Linked DNA regions of Homo sapiens: region 2 is linked to region 1. Evidence: chromatin contacts called from ENCODE Hi-C data. All regions are on one chromosome and are shown on one strand. The core of a region is the stretch at or near the end of the contact, and the rest is flanking DNA. Distances in the headings are between cores, read along the strand shown. Region 1 holds the start of COPS7B (COP9 signalosome subunit 7B). Region 2 holds the start of ASB1 (ankyrin repeat and SOCS box containing 1).

Evidence for each region. A loop is a pair of places that touch in the nucleus more often than their neighbours do. Pooled maps may share reads with other maps.
Region 2: a map of CD4-positive, alpha-beta T cell shows a loop between it and region 1 (21-fold over the local background). The contact joins the promoter of ASB1 here to the promoter of COPS7B in region 1. A Hi-C loop is called at or near these places in 3 of 168 maps with a recorded cell type or tissue (CD4-positive, alpha-beta T cell, CD8-positive, alpha-beta T cell and naive thymus-derived CD4-positive, alpha-beta T cell) and 9 of 50 pooled maps.

What each region holds. Positions count from the first base shown.
Region 1 is chr2:231,783,766-231,788,879 of GRCh38, forward strand. COPS7B (COP9 signalosome subunit 7B) reads left to right here and starts at 2,680. Exons shown (of 7, transcript NM_022730.4): 1 at 2,680-2,773; 2 at 4,790-4,967. The coding sequence starts at 4,806. RefSeq lists silencers at 2,318-2,397, 2,408-2,587, 2,678-2,937.
Region 2 is chr2:238,423,860-238,428,892 of GRCh38, forward strand. It overlaps ASB1 (ankyrin repeat and SOCS box containing 1), which reads left to right and starts at 3,068. Exons shown (of 5, transcript NM_001040445.3): 1 at 3,068-3,260. The coding sequence starts at 3,212. It overlaps LOC124908002 (a long non-coding RNA gene), which reads right to left and starts at 3,035. Exons shown (of 2, transcript XR_007088163.1): 1 at 1-3,035. RefSeq lists enhancers at 1,649-2,184, 3,697-3,816 and silencers at 2,517-2,906, 2,927-3,446.

The DNA.
Region 1 (5,114 bases), core at 1,430-3,929:
CCCAGGCTGGAATGCAGTGGCTATTCACAGGCACCAGCATTGCCCACTGCAACCTCGAACTCCTGGGATCAAGTGATCCTCCTGCCTCTGCCTCGCAAGTAGCTATAGTAAGACTATAGGTGTACTCCACTGCATCTGACAAGCAGAAATTCTTAATTTTAACACAGTGCAATAGTTCCGTGCTTTTTATTATGGTTAGTGTTTTTTGCATTGGATTTCAGAAATCTTTGCTTTTAGAGTTGGCAGGTTTTTTACAGGCTGATAGAAGAGCATTCCAAAAAAGAGCAAGCTTGAGCATAGGTGTGGTGTCTGAGAGGGAGGGTGTAAGTTGTGCCGGGCATGGGAGTTTGGACTGAGAAGGGGGAGGGGGTGGGGTGCGACAAAGCTGGAGTTAGGAGGGAGGCACACTTTGAAGGGCTTTCAGTGCAGCCACTGCCTGGGCGTGGTGGCTCACGCCTGTAATCTCAGCACTCTGGGAGCCAAGGTGGGAGGATCACTTGAGATCAGGGAAGACCAGCTTGAGCAACATAGTGAGACCCCATCTTTAAAAAAAAAAAAAGGAATAAATTTGCCGGGTGTGGTGGCACGCACCTCTAGTCCTAGCTACTTGGGAGGTGGAGGTGGTAGGATCCCTTGAGCCCAGAAGTTCAAGGCTGAGGTGAGCTATGATAGTGCCACTGCACTCCAGCCGCGGTGACAGAGTAAGACTCTGTCTCTTAAGGGAAAAAAAAACCAAAATACTAAATCCAAATTGCAGCCATGGAGTCTGGACATTGTTCTAGAGGAAGTAGAGGCATTGCTGGAATTTCTATGAAGTCACACTAAACTCACTTGTCTTCCTCTCACTCTCATATTTGTCCCTCCTCTTCCATAGCCCTGTTCACTTAACACTAGCTCTAGACAGCTCTGGCCTCCCAGCGCAGAATCCTGGGTGTTATGCTCCCTCCCTCTCCTTATATTCAACTGGTCACCAAGTCTTATAGATTCTATAGTCTAAATGTCTCCAACAGTGTCCCTTCTTTTTCATCCCCAATTGCCACTACCTTTGTTTTTGTTTGTATTTTTGAGATGCAGTCTCAGTCTGTTGCCCAGGCTGGAATGCAGTGGCGCAATTTCGGCTCACTGCAACCTCCACCTCCTGGGTTCAAGCGATTCTCATGCCTCAGCCTCCAGAGTAGCTGAGATTAGTAGTGCATCACCATGCCCAGCTAATTTTTGTATTTTTAGTAGAGACAGAGTTTTGCCATGTGGCCCAGGCCGGTCTCGAACTCCTGACCTCAGGTGATCTGCCCACCTTGGCCTCCCAAAGTGCTGGGATTACAGGCGTGAGCCACCGCGCCCGGCAACACAATCTCTTATCTAGAATAAATCGGTCACCTCACCGGAGGTTTTCCCTGCCTCCAATTCTCTCCACATCCAATCCACTCCTATAGCACCTAGCATGATCACTCTAACAAGGCAATTATTCATACCTCTCCTTAGCTTAAAAAGCCTAAGTAATTCCCCAGTACCTGGCATGTGGATTCCAAGACCTTTGATGACCTGACTCCAGCTCTGTACCCCTCATTTCTCACTCTTGAAAACCCTGGGGTCAAACCACTCTGGGTTTCTTTTTGACATCAGTATATGCTGCACAGTGCGAGCCTCTGTGACAATGGGCACTACCCCCCTTTTTTCCCCTTTTTGTCTGTTTTTTTCTTCCCCAACCTCTTCTGTGCTTCCAAAGTGTTGTCATATCTTCCCCATAGCATTTAACACATTGGAGCTTTTGAGGGTAAGAGCTTTGTTTTATCTTCATATAACTTTTCAGGACATAATAGGTGCTAAAGAAATGTTTTTGAATAAATGAATGAGTTGGTTGATGCTAGGCTCCTTTGCATTTGTCCTGTCTCATTTCTGCATTCTAACGCACGATAGGCAAATAGGGCTGTTTTTCTCTCTCATTTTCAAGACCTGAAAGACTGTGGTGTATACAGGAATCAGTTTAAGTGTTCAATTATGTGGCATTTCTTAGCCATCTTCCCAGGGGAGTTGGTAAGCACCAGATGCAACTCTATCAATGACATTTTGGTCATAGAACCATTGTTGGCTTAACCCATCTCTTGCTTATTTTAAAACATTTTCTGAATAGAGGTCAAGAACATCGTCTTCGGCCTCAGATAGCCTGGGTTTGACAAAGATAGCAAGCTTTGTCACTTTCTGACTTTTGGACTTAGTTAACTCACCTGAAAAATGGGAACAATAATACAAGCCACAGTTATGAGAATTCAACGAGATAATGCATGTACAGCACCTGGCACATGGTAAAACGCTCAATAAGTGGTAGTTAGTAGGCTTAATGTATCTCGGTGCCCAGGGGTAGCGCAGTAGCCATGGGGAGCTCCTGAGAGAGAAAGCACAGCCTAAGGGGAGGATTTGGGGCCCGGGATGGCGATGGCGACGGTTGGGCTGCAGTACCGTCTAGGCCGCATTCCTCTCCTTGGGCCCCTAGCCACCCCCTCCCCGCCTGGTTCCCGGGCTGCAGACTCTTCCCCGCCCCCTCGCTCCCACTTCCCCACCGGAGGTCGAAGGCTGTAAACGCGGCGGGTGGAACCTTGTGTGGGCGGAACGCGAGTGCAGCGGTGGGAGGCTTCCGGGGGAGCTGCACGGGCGACGGGTCGGCGGAGACAGAAAAGCGCCGGACGCCGGGGTGATCATGGACGCTTGACAACCTGCGGGCAGGCGCCGGGAGGCCGAGCCAGCGACTAAGAGGACCGAGAGGTGGCGTGGACAGGTAGGAGCTAGCGAGAGGGTGGGCCGAGCGGGGCCGGCGCTCCAGGCTCGGCCAGACGATCCGGCTTAGAGCCCGCCGCCAAGGAAGCCCGCGGCCGTGCCCGCCCCGCCCCCGCCTTGGGGAGCGCGTCCCGCGGCTCCTCACTCCACGCCTGCGGCCCTGCTTGGAGCATACCGCCCACCGTGAGGTCTGCTGCAGCTTGCGACCCTCAGCTTCAGTGCTGTGGCTGCTTTCGCTCTCCCATCCCCAAAGGCTGCTCGTTTGCCCCTCTCCAGTCCATCCAAATAGCGCCCTCCCCTGACGGGAATTTATCTCCGCTCTGTGCCTAGCCTCTGGCCCTCCCACTCCAGAAGAAAGCGACTGTCTCCGTCTCTTTACATTCTCTGCGCCCACAGGCTTTGCTCCTTAAGCCGAGATTTTTTGAAGGGACAGAAGTTTCTCTCCATTTCCCTACCCCCTCTCCACCCCCACCTCCTAACATTGGGACTCTTTGCAGAGATCCCCATCTGTCTCTTCACACGGGTCCTCTTGGAAGGGCCTTTTCGCTCCTTCCCTCTTTACCGTCACCGACCCTCCTTTCTTCCCTACTCCTTTCCTTCTTCCTCGTATCCTCTCCCCTTCTCTTTTCCCTTTCCCTTCCGTCCTCAAACTCGTTGTTCCCCAGCACTTCATTGTTTTTCCTGTGTCTGGCCGGACCTTCTTAGGTAACCCTAAGTGAGGCGACATACTTGTTTCTCTAATACTGTGAAAGGGCAACTAATCTGTGTGCCTGCCAACACAAAACTTAGTTCCTCTTGCACCAAACTATTCTTCAAATTGTTCTTTGCTGCACTCTACTATACCGTTTTTCGTTCATTTTGTCACGCTGCTCTAATATGTATCATTCTTGGAGGAGAAATCTTACCTGGAACTCCTGTACACTCAGCGTGTAATTAGATTACACAATTGAGGGACCCTCCTGTACTTAATGTCTTCGGAGCGCTGATACAATATTTTCACTGTTTTCCCAAATCTTTTTATCGTTTTCTTGAGGTTTTTTTTTTTTTACACATTCTGAAGTCACGTTTGGTTAAAATGTCGTATCAGGAGGAGGCCGAATACAGGGATTTTTCCCCATGGTCTTACACAGCATGTATGTTCTTAGTTTGAATATATCGCTACTTTTCTTTCAAAATGATGTCTCCCTTTATCTGTGCTTACTTGACTTGATTAAATGAGACATCTTTCTTGTCTGGTTTTTTGTTTTCCTTATCTGTCTGGCTGTAGATTGGATTCTGATGACACAGTGGGAGCTGTAACTGATTGCTTTTGCTTACATCCGGTGCCTCTGTGTATAGGCAGTATCCTCCATTTCTTAACCAGAATGTATAAACGAGGTGGATATAAAACAGCTGCTGAGAAACTCATGTGTTTTTCTTTAGGTCCTGGTCAGGTTTAAGGACTTAGAAGGTGTTGCCTCTGGAGGAGGGACAGGTGGAAGTGAAATGACTTTTACAAAGTGTGTTTCAAACACCAGAATTTAGGACAAGATCCTTTTAACTCCAGGTTGAACTCCACCCATCTCATAAGGTGGTCATTGCATCTGGACTCAGGAACTGTTTTTTTTTTTTTTTTTTTTGAGACAGTCTCGCTCTGTTGCCCAGGCTGGAGTGCAGTGGCACAATCTTGGCTCACTGCAACCTCCACCTCCTGGGTTCAAGCAATTCTTGTGCCACAGCCTCCCAAGTAACTGGGACTACAGGTATCTGCCACCAGCCTAGCTAATTTTTGTATTTTTAGTAGAGATGGGGTTTTGCCATGTTGCCCATACTGGTCTCGAACTCCTCACCTCAGGTGATCCACCCGCCTCAGCCTCCCAAAGTGCTGGGATTACAGGCATGAGCCACTGCACTTGTCCTGTTTTTTCTTTATCAACACTATAAAAGTAAAGTATTCTGGTGTTTGATTCAGCACTGAATAGGCACAGACTTTGCAAAGGAGAAGGAAGAATGACTGACACAATTTTCTTTTGGACAGATTTCAAGGCCAGAGAATGGCAGGGGAACAGAAACCCTCAAGTAATCTCCTGGAGCAGTTTATTTTACTAGCCAAAGGTACCAGTGGCTCAGCCCTCACTGCTCTCATAAGCCAGGTCTTAGAGGCTCCCGGAGTGTATGTCTTTGGAGAACTTCTGGAGCTGGCCAACGTGCAGGAGGTAAGAACGGTTTGCAAACAATTTCTCTTTATTCTAAGACTCTGTAATTCTCCAGGTTTCCAAAGAATTTCAGTGCTGAAGTATTGTGAACCTGTGAGGTACCCTATTGTGAGACAGATGGGAATTGGTGGGGCAGAGGGAGAGATT
Region 2 (5,033 bases), core at 1,818-4,317, 6.6 Mb after region 1:
TGCGGGGCAGGGGCTGGTAAAGATGTTTCCAGGGCAAAGCCTGGAGGGTCAGCGGGCTGCCCTCATCTCGTGGCCTCACCTGGTAAACCTTCAGATCCCCTGCTTCCTTCAAAGCAGGAGATCCTTCAAAGGGGAAGAGAGGGCTGGGCCTCCTGGGAGGAGACACCCCAAACACAGGCCCACAGGGCCTAGGATCAGGAGAGATTCCCATTTCTGGTCCCTGCCTGGGTGACATCTGCTGCCCAATTCCCGGAGACAGCTGTGGGGGTTAAGCGACAGCAGCACCAGCACACCCAGGCCCAGCAGGATCCTCACCAGCCTGCAGCTGTGGAGCTCATGTTTCCAGCCCCCCATATACCTGCCATGCTTCCAGAGGGGCCCCCAGTTCCCTGCAACAGGAAGGATGAGGGATGGGGGCCCCTTCTCAGACCTCCTGAACCAGAAAGTCCATTGTTGGACATTTTTGTTATAAAATGATGGTAATGAGCACTACTGTAGCTGAATCTCCCCCACATCTGATTATTTCCCTAGAATGAATGCCTGGAAGAGGCATTTCTGATCAAGGATTATTCATTCTTATGCTTTAGCTAGACTGCCAAATTTTCCACCACAAAGACTGGGCTAGGCTCCACAGAGGGGTCACTGGGGACACTTTGGGGGAGGCCTGAGCCTCCAGGAGGCAACAGGAAGCGACGGGTGATTTTAGGGGTGGGAAAACGGGAGGGAGCCACTGGGACCTGGAGGGGCAAGACAGCCCACTGCACTGGTCCTGTTGCTGCTGTGCTGGGCTGGGATGGCACTGGTAGGCACTGGTAAATCCCTGTTGCTTGTAGGTGATGGGACCCAAGTTGCTTCATCTCTAGCGGTCACTGAGTGTCCCTGTGTTGGTGGGTCTTTTGGGCTCAGAGGACCTGGAAGAAGAGGGACTCTGGAGAGGTGAGGTCAGAGGGGGAGACAGGCTGTAGGGCTGGACAGTCTGGATGTGATCCCAACTCAGCCACCTGTGGGCTATGTGGTTTTGGGCATAGCACCAGGCCCCCAGATCTCAGGGTCCTGAGAAATGGGGGTGATGGTATTGGCAGAGTGGCCAGCAATTGAGTGTCCTTCCCCCTCCAGCACTGCTGGCTCTGTGGACACTGCCCTGCACCATGTGGGCATTTAGGAGGCACGGAGGTGGGCATGTGAGGCCACCTCCCCGCTACAGACCACGTGCGGCCTCAGGTTCTTCTAAGAGGCAGGATCCCAAGGGCAACACGTGGCAGGGAAGGTGGAGGTGCAGGTGCAGGAGGGCCACTCTGCTCAGGGACTCAATACCTTGATGCAAAGGCTACCGACACGCAGAACGCTCACTGTGAGCCCACCGGGACCAGGCAGGCAGAGCAGCGGAGGCCCCCGGAGACGTGGCTCTCACCAGGCTGCACTTTAGAATCACCTGGGTGCTCTGAACCACCCAACACCCAACCCGCACCCCTGACTGACTGCACCGGAACCTCTTTTAAAAAATTCTTTAAAACAATTGTGGTAAAATATATAGAACATAAAACTTAACCTGCTTTAAATGCGCAGTTCAGTACTGTTAATGCACAATTCACATTGCTGTGTGACCCGTCTCCAAAACTTTTTCATCTTCCTCAACTGAAGCTCTGTCCCCATGAAAAACTAACTCCTCATTCCCCACTCCCCCAGCCCTTGGCAACCCCCATTCCGCTCCACCATTTCACTGCTCCAGGGACCTCAAATAATTGGAATCACACAGTACTGTATTTGTCTTTTTGTGGCTGGCTTATCTCACTCAGCATAACGTCTTCAAGGTCATCCGTGTTGTGACGTGTGTCAGGATTCCCTTCCTTTCTAAGGCTGAGTACGAATCCATTGTATGGACGGACAGCATTTCCTTTCTAAGGCTGAGTACGATTCCATTGTATGGATGGACGGCATTTCGTTTATCCATTCATCCATCCAACAACACGTGAGGCGGCTTCAGGCTTCGGAGTTGCTGAAGCTCCGAGTTCGGGATGTGCAGCTGTGGTGGAGCCAGGGGCTGGGCACACCCCTGGCTCCTGGCCTGGCAGCGTCATCATCGGAGTCACCTGTCCCTCATGCCAGTGGTGCTCTCTGCTGTCATCAAGACCAAACACCACTGTAGGAAGTACCCCCACTCCCGCCTCCAACCCCCACAGGGCCTGCCAGGTCTGCCCCCAGTGGGCCCCCTGGTGCATCTGGGCCACCCAGGGCCAGCCTCAGCAGGGGCACTCGCGGGGCTGCGCCTGCGGCTTCCCTTACTCCAGTCTGGAATGTTGTACACACGGATGAGCCAGCAGCTCACGCCCACGACTGCTGGGGTCTCCGGACTCCCTCATCAGCCTCCTGCTGTGCTGTGTACAAATCCTCCTCCTGCATGAGGCCCCGCTGTCTAACTCAGCAGGGGAGAATGGGAGGAGCCAAGGGAATCCGTGCTTTAGGACCAACACCAATACTCATGGTGGGACGACGCTGCGATATTTGAAGTTGGGAGTGTGCAAGAAATGTTACTCGGTTGTTCACGAATGCATTCATTTATTCAATGAACTTCGCGTCAGCCACTGGCTGTCATCAGTTACCGACCTGATTGAGGGCTTCATGGAAGGGATTTGGAGGAGCATTCATCTAAAACCACAGCACGCTGCGACGCTCAGCCCTGCAGTGGGCCCTCACCAGTCCCCGCGCCTCCGAATCCACCCTCCCGGGGCTGCTCGTGGCTAGCGGGGGGCACCTGCGGGGACCAAGCCAGCCCGGCCGAGGCCCGGGTCCCGCCCGCCACGGCCCTCGGGGCCCCGCCCACATCTGGCAGAAGCCACGCCCCGTCCGTGTGGGTGGGGACGGCCCGCCGGACCGAAATTCCCAGACTGCTGCCTCAGGCAACGGGCTTTCCGACTCCTTGGCTTCTTATGTGAGGAAACCACAGCGCGGCCGGCATCCAGAGAGTCGGTTAGCCGCGAAGTTCCCGCCGGACGAAGGGACCAGCCAGCGCCCTGCTAGACAGCGAGGCCGGAAGCGGAGGCGTGGCCCCTGCGCGGCCCCGGAAACCAGTGAGGCCGGCGCGCGCCCGCCGGAAGCCGCGACCCCGACGCGCCCCCCATTGCCCTCGGCGCCGGAAGTGGTCGCGGGTCGTTCTGCTTCCTGCCCGAGGGGCGTGCGCGGGTCAGGGGCGGCCGCGGAGGCGGAAGCATCCATGGCGGAGGGCGGCAGCCCAGACGGGCGGGCAGGGCCGGGCTCCGCAGGTAACGTGCGCGCGGCCACTGGGCCGCGGGGCGTGTGGGGATGGCGAAGGGCTGGCTCCGGCGTCCCTGCCGAGGTCCTGCGTCCTCGTCCCGGGCTGGCCGGGTCCACGGGGCAGCCAGGGAGCCGCACCCTGCAGGCCGGGGGTGGGGTTCAGCGCGGCTCGCAGTGCTGGGCGACCCCACCACGGACGCGCTGCCCTCTCCTCGGCCTCGAGTGCAGTCCCCGCGCTAGATTTTCTTTCCGGTGGAACTTGCTCGTAACTTCCTTCCCGTTAGCCGATACAGATTTGATATGACCCAACCGCAAAAGTAGGACGTGGGCCACCTTCCAGCTCTGAGCGCACGGATCAGGAAAGCCAGCCAGAGGGTAGCCCTAGGGAGGGCAGGCACTTTTTCACCATTCTGCCGCCCACGGCGTGTCCGGTGGTACAGCGGGGGGCAGCCTTCCCACCCACCACAGGCACAGACCAGGGACAACGGGGACGCCGTCTCCAGCGAGCTCGTCAGTGACACAACATGTCCAGGGGCCTTTGGCCCACCAGCAAGGGAGGCAGATAGAAAGGCTCACACCCACCTTCCAAAATAACTGTCCTACTTAGGGTCTCCACCTTGCAGTGTCCCTACCATGCAGATGTGAAGGAAGCGGTCAGGACAGGTTCCCGTTTCCCGGTGGTGTGGTGGGAGTTCCTTCTTGCTGGATTTCTGAGCTTGCCATTCGCGCCAATAGTTTCGTGTGTTCTGGGCTTTCTTTACATGCCTATATTTGTCTTTGGAGGGGTTCCTCTCCTACTTAGTAATAAACCAATACATTTCTTAAACATCTTAAAAGATTGACTTGGAGACTGGTGCAGATAGGCTTTTCCATCCATCCCTCCCTCTGCACCTCCTTCCAATCATTTAACAGACTTGTATTGAAGACCTGCTGTTGGCTAGACCCAGCAGAGGATACTGCAGTGACCAGAAAAAGCCAGACAAAGCATCTACCATCCTGGGCTTTGGTTGGCGTTGACTTTGACTTCAGAGACAGCCAGGACCTTAGGGTCTAGGATGTCATCTCATGTGAGAGTGAGAGACGGAATGATGCGTGTTCCGTGGGAAAAAGAGGACCAACAGCTACTTCCCAGTATAAAGAGAGTTCCTGGGGAATAAACACTGGCTTTGTCGGCTGCACAGGTCTCCTTTTTTTTTGAGACGGAGTTTCGCTCTTGTTGCCCAGGGTGGAGTGCAGTGGCGTGATCTCGGCCCACTGCAGCCTCCGCCTCGGGGGTTCAAGCGATGCTCTGGCCTCAGCCTCCCTAGTAGCTGGGATTACAGGTGCTGGCATCATGCCCGGCTAATTTTTGTATTTTAGTAGAGACGGGGCTTCACCATATTGGCATATTGGCCAGGCTGATAGCGAACTCTAGACCTCAGGTGATCTGCCCGCCTCTGCCTCCCAAAGTGCTGGGATTACAGGCGGCAGCCACCACACTCAGCTGAGGGCTCCTTTTTATATCCTCATGCACTGCTGTTTTGTTATTCAGTGTGTTTCGGCCTCGGGTAGAGGGGCAACAGATTTTCAGTTGAAGCTTAAGTGCTATCCTGGGGCAGTTGTGTTGTCATTGGAGTAGTTGATCAGCGAAACACAAACTTGAAGTTGCTTTTGAATCTGGAGCTGGGGAAAGATTCTGAGTCTACTTTGAGCAGGGCCAGGAATGGATAGCACAGAGGCCAGCAGAGGGGGCCCAGAAGAGGGCTCAGCAAAAGTCCTGTGGCCGCCATTTACCTGTTGGT